Linked DNA regions of Mus musculus: region 1 is linked to region 2. The links are chromatin loops, found by intact Hi-C in ENCODE. Cell type or tissue: gastrocnemius. All regions are shown on one strand. Each heading gives the region's core, and the rest is flanking DNA. Links, peaks and the distances in the headings are about the cores only.

What was found. A loop is a pair of places that touch in the nucleus more often than their neighbours do. Peaks named below come from ENCODE experiments on the same cell type or tissue, not always from the same donor. Only the 100,000 strongest peaks of a DNase experiment are listed, where the experiment ranks them.
Region 1: a loop joins it to region 2, with 5 times the contacts of the local background. A loop is called at or near these places in 19 of 42 quality-filtered maps.

Annotation. Positions count from the first base shown.
Region 1 is chr3:94,732,801-94,736,800 of GRCm38, reverse strand. It overlaps the pseudogene Gm15264. Among named protein-coding and RNA genes, the nearest start is that of Gm52626, 23 kb to the left of the region's middle. In gastrocnemius, for the core only: no CTCF peak of the experiment used is centred there; no DNase peak of the experiment used is centred there.
Region 2 is chr3:94,645,618-94,653,573 of GRCm38, reverse strand. All of the region lies in intron 1 of Tuft1 (tuftelin 1), which reads left to right. Among named protein-coding and RNA genes, the nearest start is that of Tuft1, 9.3 kb to the left of the region's middle. In gastrocnemius, for the core only: no CTCF peak of the experiment used is centred there; a DNase peak (open chromatin) is centred at 3,044.

The DNA.
Region 1 (4,000 bases), core at 1-4,000, 85 kb before region 2:
TCAGGAGCTATAGTCTCACATTCATTTTGGATTCAGTGGCTCATAGTGGTAGAGGTTTTAATTTGTTGTTTTCTCTCTCATTTTTAGGAATTGGTTCATTTAATCTAAGTGATCAAATTTATGCTCAGAGTTGTTCATAGTATTACTTTATTCTTTTGATAGCTACAGGGATTTTTAGAAATATTTGTTTCATTATCTTGCAGTTGGGAGATGGCTTTGAAGCAAGATTTTACTGTATAGCCCAGACTCAAACTTACAATCCTCCTGCCTCTGCTACTCAGGTGCGAGGATTGCAGGTATGCTTCACCATGCCAGGGTTTATGTAATGCTGAGAACTGAACCTGGGACTTCACCCATCCTTGTCAAACATTCTACCAAGTGGTTCTGTACTTGTAGACCAGGCTGGCCTCCAATTCTCCTGCCTCTGAATCCTGAACTCTTTGAGTACAGGTGTATGCCACCATTTAATCTAGACAATTTCTCATTGTTATCCTTTCCCGGGGGTTCTAGATTGTGTCAAGCTGACAACTAAAACCAGCCATTGCAGTTTACAAGTCTGCCTTTCTCTTTACTAACTGGTAAGATGAATGTATATCAAAGAATTGTCTTAATTTTCTTGACTGAGATGGTGGTGCGTTCCTCTAATCCCAGCACAAAGACAGGCCACTCTCTGTGAGTTCAAGGCCAGCCTGGTCTGCACAACAAGTTCTAGGCTACATAATAAGAATTTGTCTCAAAAAGGCAAGTGCTGCCACATCTGACATTCTATGTTTTTCTAAAAGACAGATAAAATTGTATGTATGTGAATAGTGTGAAATGATAATCAGCTGATCATATGCTAATGCTAATCAGAATATGTGCTGCCTCTCATGGTTATCATTGTTGGTGAGAATGTGTCACTTTAGAAAACCTGTGGCAGGGAGGCTGGAGAGATGCTAGAGTTGAAGAGCACTGGCTGCTCTTGCAGAGGACCTGGATTTGGTTCCCAGTACCCACATGGTGACTCACAACTGTCCGTAACTTCAATTCCAAGTGATTTGATGCCCTCTTCTGGCCTCCAAGGCCACTGCACTCAGATGGTACACATGCTCATGTGCAAGAAAACCACTCATACACATAAAATTAAAAAAAAAAAATTGGCCGGGCGTGGTGGTGCACGCCTTTAATCCCAGCACTCGGGAGGCAGAGGCAGGCAGATTTCTGAGTTCGAGGCCAACCTGGTCTACAAAGTGAGTTCCAGGATAGCCAGGGCGACACAGAGAAACCCTGTTTCAAAAAACAAAACAAACAAACAAAAAATTTTTTTAAAAATTAAAACAAACAAAAAGTCTCTCCTGGAGCATGGGAGACCTGCTTGCCATGCAGTCAGGAGACCCCGAGTTTGATTCTTGATGGCAGTCCATGCCTGAAATCTCAGTGCTAGAGTCTGGGGACAGGAGATTTGGAGGTGCTTTGCTGGCTTTTCAACCTAGCCAAATTGGTGAGCTCCAGGGTCACTGAGTTCCCTTTGTCTCAAAAAATAAGGGGGACTCAGGACTTCAAGGACAGACTGCTCTAAATAGTGAGTTTCAGGACAGCTGGGGCTACATAGTGAGACTGTGCCAAACACCAGGGGTGGGCAACAGTTGAGGAAATTACCTGACATTGACCTTGAGCTTTCAAATGTATACACACACACACACACACACACACACACACACACACACACACACACACTGTAATTACTCAAATGCATACACACATATATATATATATATACACGCACACACATCTACTCAAGTGCAGACACACACACACACTAATCTACTCTGCTAATGTTTTTTGGTTTTAGAGTGATTGTAAGGGAGAGTATGCTGATGCATGGTGGTCAGAGGAGAGTTTGCAGGAATTGGTTCTCTCCTTTTACTGCAGAGATCATGGGGATTGAGTTAGGTCACCATGCTCAGGGACAAAAGCCATGCTGGTTAATCTTACTCGGTTTGCCAATCTGTTTCTCTCTTTTCAAAATACCTTTTTTATTTATTTATTTATTTATTTATTTATTTATTTATTTATTTATTTTATTGATTTTGAGATAGTGTCTCACTCCAGCTAGCTTTGTGGTTGTGGCCTGGAACTTTCTATGTAGATCTACTTGCTGTGCCACCGACATTAGTTCAAGGATGCTTTCATCCCTGGATGCCAAGCACACCCATCTTCTGAGGTTTGGGGTGCAGTCAAGTGGTAGAGCGCTACCATGGACAAGCAGTCTGGGTTCCATGTCTTCCTCCCACGCTCTCACTACCACGTCTGATGCTCACGCCGTCACACTTTGACAGTTCAAGCCCTTAGTTTTTTTTCCCATTGGAATTGAGGCTCAGAATGTCTCAGTCCCTCTGTGCATCCTAAATCCCTAGCCTGCTTTTCTCTCGTGTTTGTTTTCCTCTCTGAGGTCTCAGTGTCCCTACAGGTGTTTACTCTTCTGTGAGTTAGGAAAGAAACTCTCCTTTATCCTGTGAAATTAGGCAATCTCAGAGTCATACCCATTATTTTGCCTTCTGTAATTTAAACAACTTCCATATTCCTAATAGAGGCTCAGTTGGATTCAGGCTTTTGTTTCTTTGTTTGCTATTGGCTTGTTGTGTCTTTTTGAACACGTCTCACTTGTGTTACTCCAGGCTGGCCTTGAATCGATGATCTTCCTGCCTCAGCCTGTTAAATGCTAAAATCCTAGGTGTGTGTGTGTGTGTGTGTGTGTGTGTCTGTGTGTCCATTCCCAACTTGGAATTTAGGTATATTATTGTTTGGTTCTAGGGGTTATCCTAGGTTTCAAACACTTGCTAGCTGTTGTCAGGAGTAGAAACTCTGGTGTTAGGAGCCAAGTATGTTAGTGTACACGTGCAGTCTCAGCACTGGCCAAGCGGGACAGGAAAATCAGCAGTTCAGGGCTGTCTTGGGCAACATGAGGCCAGGCACCAAACAAAAAGACTACTGACTTGGAGCTAGCAGTCCAGGGATAATTTCTCCAATGTCTGAGGAAGAGTAATTTGTGCCTTGTGTTCCTGTGATCTGAGCATCAAGGTATGTCCCAGGAGCTACATGGAGCCATAGGCTTGTATAGTCATTCTCAGGTGTGTGGACAGAGGCCTGCTAGAGACCTAATATCCAGGGTGACCTGACATTGGGTGATCTGAGAATGCTTCTCTGGGGCTGTCTTTGAATAGGGAGAGACAGGCCTGCTGGAGAGGACACTCTGGCTGGTCGTTGTTGTGGGCTTGAAAGGTAAGGGGTCACTGTTGCTGTTGTTGTCATTACTAGGGCAGCGTGGACATTCTCAGGCTGACTCTCCAGAGTGAACTGACAGGAGATGAACTTGAGCACATAGCCCAGAAGGTATCATGGTGTCTGTTGGGGGCAAGGCCTCCTCTCAGCCAGTTCTTTCTTGCTGCTGGTACCTCACCTTAGTGTTGCCTGGAGCCACCTCTGTTGCTGCAAGCCCAAGAGCATCTCCTTTCAGACACACCCAGCTAGCTCAGCCTCCTGCTTTGGGAAGTGGGAGACACCCCCTCCTCCCACTAAAATGAAAGATATCCCAAGTTTTCTACTAACGTTCCTTGTCCTGTGTCCTTGTTGCTGTGTGGCTGCTCTTGGAGGGGAAAGGAGTCAAACTGAAGCTTCTTGTAGGTTTCGAGGTGTGGGTCAGGGCAGGAGATCCTCGTTGCTGTGTGGTTTCTGAGACTTCTCTCTGTCTCTTTGGCAGGCAGGCAGAAAGACCTATGCCATGGTGTCTGGCCACTCCTCAGGTCATTCTCTGGCTTCAGAACTGGTGGAGTCCCATGATGGCCATGAAGAGATCATTAAGATGAGCTCAGCCCACCCTCCTTTTTCTTTCTACTTTACCACTGCAGGTACACAAAGGGGGCTGCTGATTGACAGAGAGCTTGTAGGTAGAAAAGTGTGTGTGTGTGTGTGTGTGTGTGTGTGTGTGTGTGTGTGTGCGCGCACGCGCACACGTGCACTA
Region 2 (7,956 bases), core at 1,541-5,540:
ACATTGTACCAAGGCTAGCCTAGAGCTCATGTAGCCCAGAATGGCCTCAGATTTGCTGTGATCCTCCTGCCTCAGTCTCCAAAATGCAAGGATTGTAAGCATGTGTCACTACGCCTGTCCTGACTTTGGTCAATTTTTATTCCTTCTCATATTGGCATTTGTTTATTCTTATTTGCTTATTCCTCTTTCCCTGATATTACAGGACCTGTAATATCTGCCAGTGGGGCACCGTGGGGAGATCCAGGATGGATTGCTGAGTGATCTTTGCTAGTCAACAGGGCTGAGCTTTCACAGTGACGTTGAGGGTTAATGGACCCCCCCTCTGCTCCACTCCCCTCCCCTCCCCTCCCCTCTCCTCCCCTTCCCTTCCCTTGTGTAGAATAGAGTTTATTCAGGGCATGGAGGGAATTAAGAGGATAATAGAGGCAGAGAAAGGGGGGGTACAGGCCAGCCAAGGGCCAAGAGCATGCGCGGGGGGGGGGGGGGGGAGTGGGGAGAGAGGAAGCAGGAAGGAAGGAGAAAGAGCAAAAGCAAGAGCTCTCTTTTTCTTGAAGCCAAAGCATGGCAGACTCTGGGCTCTCTGCATCATTCAATGTTACCCTTATCCTTATATACTATGGTTTTTTCCAACCTTCCCTCCCTCCCTTCCCTTCCTTCCTCTCTCTCTCCTCCTCTTCTCCCCTCCCCTCTCTTTCCTCCTCCCCTTCCCCCTCTCACCTCTCTTCTCTTTCCTCTCCTCTCTCCTTTCCCTTCCCTTCCCTTCCCTTCCCTTCCCTTCCCTTCCCTTCCCTTCCCTTCCCTTCCCTCTCCTTCTTTTTCTTTTTTTCTTTCTGTTTAGAGACAGATATCTCTGTGTATCCCTGGCTGTCCTAGAACTTGCTATGTAGATCAGACTAGTCTTGAACTCACAGAGATCTCCTGCCTCTACTTCCCAAGTAATGGGGTTAACAATATATACTACCTCGTATGGCTTTTTTTCCCCTCCTCCTCTTCTCTCTCCTCTCCCTCCTTTCTTCTTCTTGGTAAACATGATAGTAGGTTTGGAATTTGTTTTATCTGCTATAGGCTGAGCCTTTGTTTTTCCTGTGGATCAGATGTTTCCTGTAACTGTAACAGAAACTGAAGTAGCTTATGCCTGAGGCTACTTTTTCTTTAGTTAAAAATTGAGCTGAAAGAGGCTAAAGAGATGTCTCGGTTAAGAGCACTGGCTGCTCTGCTAGAAGTCGTGGTTTGATTTCCAGTACCCACATGGCAGAACTCAAACATCTGTAACCCAAGTTCCAGGTGATCTGACACCTTCTGGCCTCTGGGCACCAGGCACTCATGCGTTACATAGATGTACATGTAGATAAAATATTTATGTACATGAAACAAAGATAAATACTTTAAGAATTGGGATGTGATTTATTATAAGTTTGCCATGAGTTTCAACCATTTTTATAAGCCTTATTAAATAACTGTGCTACATGATGCACCAGTTTAAGGTATATAATTCTGTGGTTTTCTTTAGTGTATTCAGAGTTACGTGGTCATCACTGAGGCAATTTTAGAACCTTTTGCTCACTTCACAGAGAAATCTCATCCATTGGCAGTCACTTCCCATCCTCCTCAGTCTCCCAAGCCCAGGCAGCTACCTGTCTGCTTTGTCTGTATTTCACCTATTCATATGGACCCTTCTTGTAGGTATAGTCATGTGTTTCATGGTCCTCCTGACTGGCTGCTTTCAAGTTGCATGCTGCTTTAAAGGCTCATACACATGTAACATGTTAGTTCTACATTTGTTTTATTTATTTATTTTGGTTTTGAGTTTTTCAAGATGGATTTCTCTGTGCAACAGCGCAAGCTGTCCTGGAACTTGCTGTGTATACCAGGCTCACTTCTGAACTCAAAACTGCCTCCCGAGCACTGGGATTAAAGGCGTGTACCATCACTGCCTTTGTTTTTTAGAACTGAATGATAGTCCATATCTAACTATATTATCATAGAAATATGTTCATCATGGAATAACTGATGGACCTTTGAGTTGTTTCTACTCTTTGGCTGTTGTAAATATTACTGGTATGAAGTTTTATAAGTTGATGTGGACTTATGTTTCCTTTTTACTTGGGAGTGAAATACCTGGGAATGGAATTGAATATTTTCTTCCTTTTTTTTTTTTAAAGATTTATTTATTTCATTTATGAGTACACTGTAGCTTCAGACACACCAGAAGAGGACATCAGATCCCATTACAGATGGTTGTGAGCCACCATGTGGTTGCTGGGAATTGAACTCAGGACCTCTGGAAGAGTAGTCAGTGCTCTTAACCTCGGCGCCATCTCTCCAGCCCAGGAACTGAATATTTTCAAAGAGGATTGAGGGGCTGGAGACATAGCTTTGTTGTTCGAGTGTTCACCTAGCATGCGTGAAGTTTCTGGGTTCAATTCCTTGAACCACGTAAACGTAGCATGGGAGGTAGAAAGAAGCAAGCTGATTAATTCATCCTTGGCTACATAGTGAGTCTGAAGCCAGCCTAAGATACACACAAAATAAGAGCGCTCCTTGATCATTGGTGATTACTCCAATGAAATGAATTCTAATATGATTGAAGGCCTGTCTCCGTGACACCTGGGTGGGGAAGAAACTCTTGGGTGGAGGAATCTTTCAGGTTTGGAAACTATTGTTTCAATCCCTGCCCCAGACTCATCCAGTAAGTTTATCTTCACACCATTGCCCCTACCCCTTTTATTGCCAGCTCTGACTTTTCAGTGAGGTCTCCAAGGCTGCCAGGTATTCAGGGAGAGCTTGGCTTTCTTGCCTGGAGAGGGAAGGGAGGGCATAAAGGAGGAAGATTACTTAATCATTAGGCATGTGGCACTAACATTGCCCATATTTCTCGAGGGTGGAGGGAGGTGTGTACCGGATGGTTTCGGTTCCAGGACCTGTGCTCAGATTGGGTGGGACGAGCCTCCCCGCCTGTTGGTAATTATGGCATGTGCCTCTTTGGGTCACCGTGCAGTCTTGTGAAACACCTGTTTCTTAGGGGTGGGCAGTCTTAGTTGGAGGAATGGATGTGTGCCAGGAAGACTGTTGGCCCAGATTTAAGCCTGGGCAGAGGCAGAGGAGACTGTGGAGTGGTAGAATAGGGTGGAGGTAATAAACGAAAGAGTATGAGACCAGGAAAACCCAATCAAAGGCAGAGTGTCTGAGACTAGAGAAGCTTCAGCCCTTCATTGTATCTGGTCGCGGGGAGAGGGGGGGTTCCCTTTCTCTAGCCCTCTGGGCTTGAGGCAAGTGGGAGACCTGTTCGGAGACTAGGTCAACAGCTGGTGTAGCTTTTGGGAGCCCACCCCCTCCCACCCCCGTGTATATACTCTCACAGCCAGGCCCCAGTGCAGGGCTCCAGATTATGAGAAATGGGTGCCCCATCTAGGGTGTTGCTCTGAGTCTCCTCTTACTTTATTTCCCCTAGTGTGATGCTTGTCCAGTCCGTGCTATGGATAAGCTTCCAGATTAAAGGTAAACTGTGTTTTTTAGTTTAGCTGTGAGGAAGAGGAAAAGGGGCAGGAGATTCTTTGTCTCCTGGAGGACCAGGCACACCAAGCCTGCATGCCCAGTCTTCCCTCGGAGACTGTGGGCACCTAGCCATCCCATTCCATCCCATCCTCTTCTGTGACTTCATGGGGCTTCCCTCATGCTGGCCTCTCTCAGGAGCCAGTGTTATAAGAAGATAGCCATTGTCCTTTTTCAGATGGGTATAAGCTTCGCCAGCCACAAACAGGGCTGGCAGTGACTAAGGTGGTCACTACAGCAGCAGTTTGTAAGCCTACATATGCTTCCAGAAGTTGGGTACATGGTGAAGGTGACTCAAAGGTTTTCAGCACAGAGACCATTTCTATTTCCCTTCCCTTTTTGACCCTGGCTTTCTACCCTGGACCTCCCCACTCTTAGTATTAGTGGCTCCCTAGAAACCTGGAGAGTGGGTTCTAGGGAGACAGGCTGTTCCCATGGATCTGTTCCCATTCAATAAGCCTGTGGTGTGAGAACCCCTGGGGCCCCCCTGTTTATCTCCTTGGGGCCTCCCTATTTATCTCCTATCACCACTTTCTGAGCCTCTTGATCTATTAAGCCCTTAGCTATGTGTTTACCCCCTCCCTGCTTTGAGGAGTGAGTCATGCAGCTGGTTTGTTTGAACAGTGGAGAGGCTGTTGTAATTGGAGGTAGCTGGGCTTCTCCGGAGAGTGTTTATGAGGTTAGAGGCCTGCTCACCATGTGATTAGTGCTGCTCTTTCTCTCCAGGAGAAGACTCCACTTCCCATGTAGCCTTGCAGAGGCCCTAGTGGGGACCATTCTACCAGACACTCTGGGGAAAAAAGACTCTAAAGATCTTTTCTGCCTGAGCACAGCCCGGCGGCCACTCTAGCCCCAGAAGACAGCTGGTCTCACCGAGCGGAAAAGAGCCCTAGATTTTCCATCCTTGGCACTGGTTTGGAGTTGTGGGGTGAAGTCTGTGGCTCTGTAGCATCCACTTTGACAGTGTGTTAATGCATTCTTCTTTTGAGCTGCTTGGGCACAGTGCTGCTACCATCTTCTGTGGGTTATGAATACTTTCACACTGTCCTTACACACCTCCTACTCTACCTCAGACTGAGCCAGGTGGCTGTAATCACCCACTCTACAGACTGTAAACAGGGGCCAGAGAGAGCAAGCAGCTTGCAGGAGTAGTGGATGCCAGACGAAATTTACATGCTCCACTTCTGACTACACTTAGTACCTCCCCTCCCCTCCCCTTCCCTCCCCTCCCCTCCCCTCCTCTCCTCTGTAATTTTTATTATAGGAGTGTTAGGTAACATTTCCATTAATGTTTAAAATATCACCAGAAGGGCTGGGGAGATGGCTCAGTCAGTACAATACTTGCTCGGCAAGCTGAGGACCCACGTGTATAAAACCCAAGCCTGATGGCAGGACACTCGAAACCCTGGTGCTGGGAGATGGAGACAGGAGGCTTCCTAAGCTTCACTGGTCAGCCAGTCTAGCCTACTCTGTGAACTTCAGTCAAGGAGAGACCCTGACTAGAAGAAACAGATGGCTTGTAGATGGCTACCTGGGAATGACACCTGATGTTGACCTTTGGCCTCCACAGACATGCACACCCATGGGCATACTCTCCTACATGAACATGCACACAGACATGCACACATACAAACCCAAAACCACAGAAATATATGTAAGAAAAGGTCCTTCTCACCCCGCCCCCACTCTTGTTCTTTCCCTTGATCCACCTTTGATCTCCTTCCTTTCCAGGGTCTCATACATAGTTCAGGCTAACCTCAAACTTGCTGTGTAGCCAGGATGACCTTGAACTTCTGATCCTCCCCCACCCACACTCGCCCTCTCGCTCTTTCTGTCTGTCTTTCTTTAGTGCTATTCTTGTGTGTTTGTGCAGCACAAGTGCCATGTGCATCTTGGTTAGAAGCTCAGACTGGAGCCACAGGTCTTAGATTTGAATCCTCTGTCTCTGATTAGTTGCATGATGAGACTCTTAACTTCTCAACCTGCTTTTAAAGTTGGAACGTTGGTGCTTACTATATATGATATTGCTAGGATTAAGTTAGCACATGTAAAGTCCTTGGAACAGATCCCAATAGGGTCCCACACAGAGTAATTGCTGTGTGTGGGAGTTGGCAATTACTGCTGTGTTCATGTACTTAAATAAATGAAAAGCCATGTTTTGGGAATTAGTGTCTATTTATTTTCTTTAATTTAAAAGCTCAAACTCTCTGGAACTCACTGTGTAGCCAAAGCTGGCTTCAGACTTTCATTTGCCAGTTTCTCAAGAATTGAGATCACAAGTGTAAACCGCTTTTTGGTCTTTTTGTGGTTTAAATTTTTCTAAAAATTTTTATTTTATGTATGTGGGTATTTTGACTGTATATGTATACTGTGCACCATAGTGCCCATGTGCTCACAGTGTCCACAGAGGCCAGAAGAGGGAATCAGATGCTCTTTAAGTGGAGTTATAGACAGTTGTAAGCCACCATGTGGATGCTGGGATCTGAATCAGGTCTTCTGCAAGAGCAGCCAGGGCTCTTAAGCTCTGAGCCATCTCTCCAGCACCACCCCACCATACACTCTAGTGTTTTGAGTCTCACTGTATAGCCAGGCTGGCCCTGACCTCTCTGCTTCTGTATCACAGATGTGCTCGTCCCAGAAGAGCATCCATCCTTTATGTATCTATGGGCCATTTGTATTCCTTTTTTATGTGTGTGAGTACACTGTCACTGTCTTCAGACATACCAGAAGAAGGCATCTGATTCCATTACAGATGGCTGTGAGCCACCATGTGGTTGCTGGGAATTAAAACTGGGACCTCTGGAAGAGCAATCAGTGCTCTTAACCACTGAGCCATCTCTCTAGCTCTGTATTCCTTCTTAAGATTGCCTTTTTTGGCTTTTACTGATCTTTTCATGATAGTCCTTAGCCACCGTCTGTTGGCTTTGTCCAGTATCCCTGACTGTTTGCTCTAAATGAAAGAGCCTGGCTGGGCAGTGGCCGAGCATGCCTTTAATCCCTGCACTCAGGAGGAAGTGGCTGGTGGATCTTTGAGTTCCAGAACAGTCAGGGCTACACAGAGAAACCCTGTCTCAAATAAGCAAACAAACAACACTTCCCACCCACACCCTCCCTGTTTCTTAAAAAAAGGGAATCCGGAAGATTCCCTCGGTGGATCACCTGAATCCATTCAAGTGTCTTCAGAGAAGCTGTGGTGATGGAGGTGCCTGTCACTGCTAAATAAACTGTTCAAGGATCTATAAAGGCAGCCAGACATGCTGGTAAACTTCAATCTAATCTCAGTACTTGTGTGGTTGAGGGAGGTACATCTCTGAGAGTTTGAGGACAGTCTGGATTATATAGCAAGCTCAAGGCCAGCCAGGGTTATACGACGAGATTGTTGCCTTGAAACAAAACAAAACAAAACAAAACAAAAACAACAAAAAAAGAAAAAAAAAACAAAAGGTTATAAAAGAATAGTCAAGTGCTTGTAATATCATATAAGATGTGGAGTTTCGAGGGGCATGGTAGCACATGCCTTTAATCCCAGCACTTGGGAGGCAGAGGCAGGCAGATTTTGAGTTAGAGGCCAGCCTGGTCTACAAAGTGAGTTCCAGGACAGCTAGGGCTATACAGAGAAACCCTGTCTTGAAAAACCAAAAAAAAAAAAAAAAAGTGGAGTTTCTGCCTTCTTCTCTACAATGAGCCTTGGTGGGGAAGGGGTATGACAAATGTTCTGTATAAGGCCTTGTATTTATTCTTTTATTCATTTTATATATGTATATACTGTGTCTTGAACATATCTACATCCCTTTCCCATAGCACCTCCTTAACATGTCCCCCCTTTCTTAATTTATTTTATGTGTATTGGTATTTTGCCTGCATGTATGTCTTTGTGTAAGGGTATCAGATCCCCTGGAACTGGAGTTACAGACACTTGTGTGCTGCTGTGTGGGTACTGGGAATTGAACCCAGGTCCCTTGGAAGACCAGCCAGTGCTCTTAACTGCTGAGCCATCTCTCCAGCCTCTCTTCACCCACTTTCATACCTTCCTCAATCCACTGAGCCTTATTAGTGCTGCCTGCTGCCTGACTACTGACCGATCTTGTTGACTTGATGATGTGTCCAGGTGACCCCAGCTGCGTGTGTTCGAGAGCACAAAGGCCATATCATGTCCTGAAGACAGTATGTCAGGCCTTCCTTCTCATCCTCTGGTGCTTATGTGCTTTTTGCTGCCTCTTCCATGGTTATTTTACATTTTTATTTTATTCTTATTTATTTATCTTTGGTTTTGAGACATGGTCTTAACTATACAGCCTTGGATAGCCTGGAACTTGCTATGTAGATCAGGCTGGCCTTAAGCTCAAAGAGATCTGTTTGCTTCTGCTTCCTAAGCTGGAATTAAAGCTGCTCCAGTCTAGACAG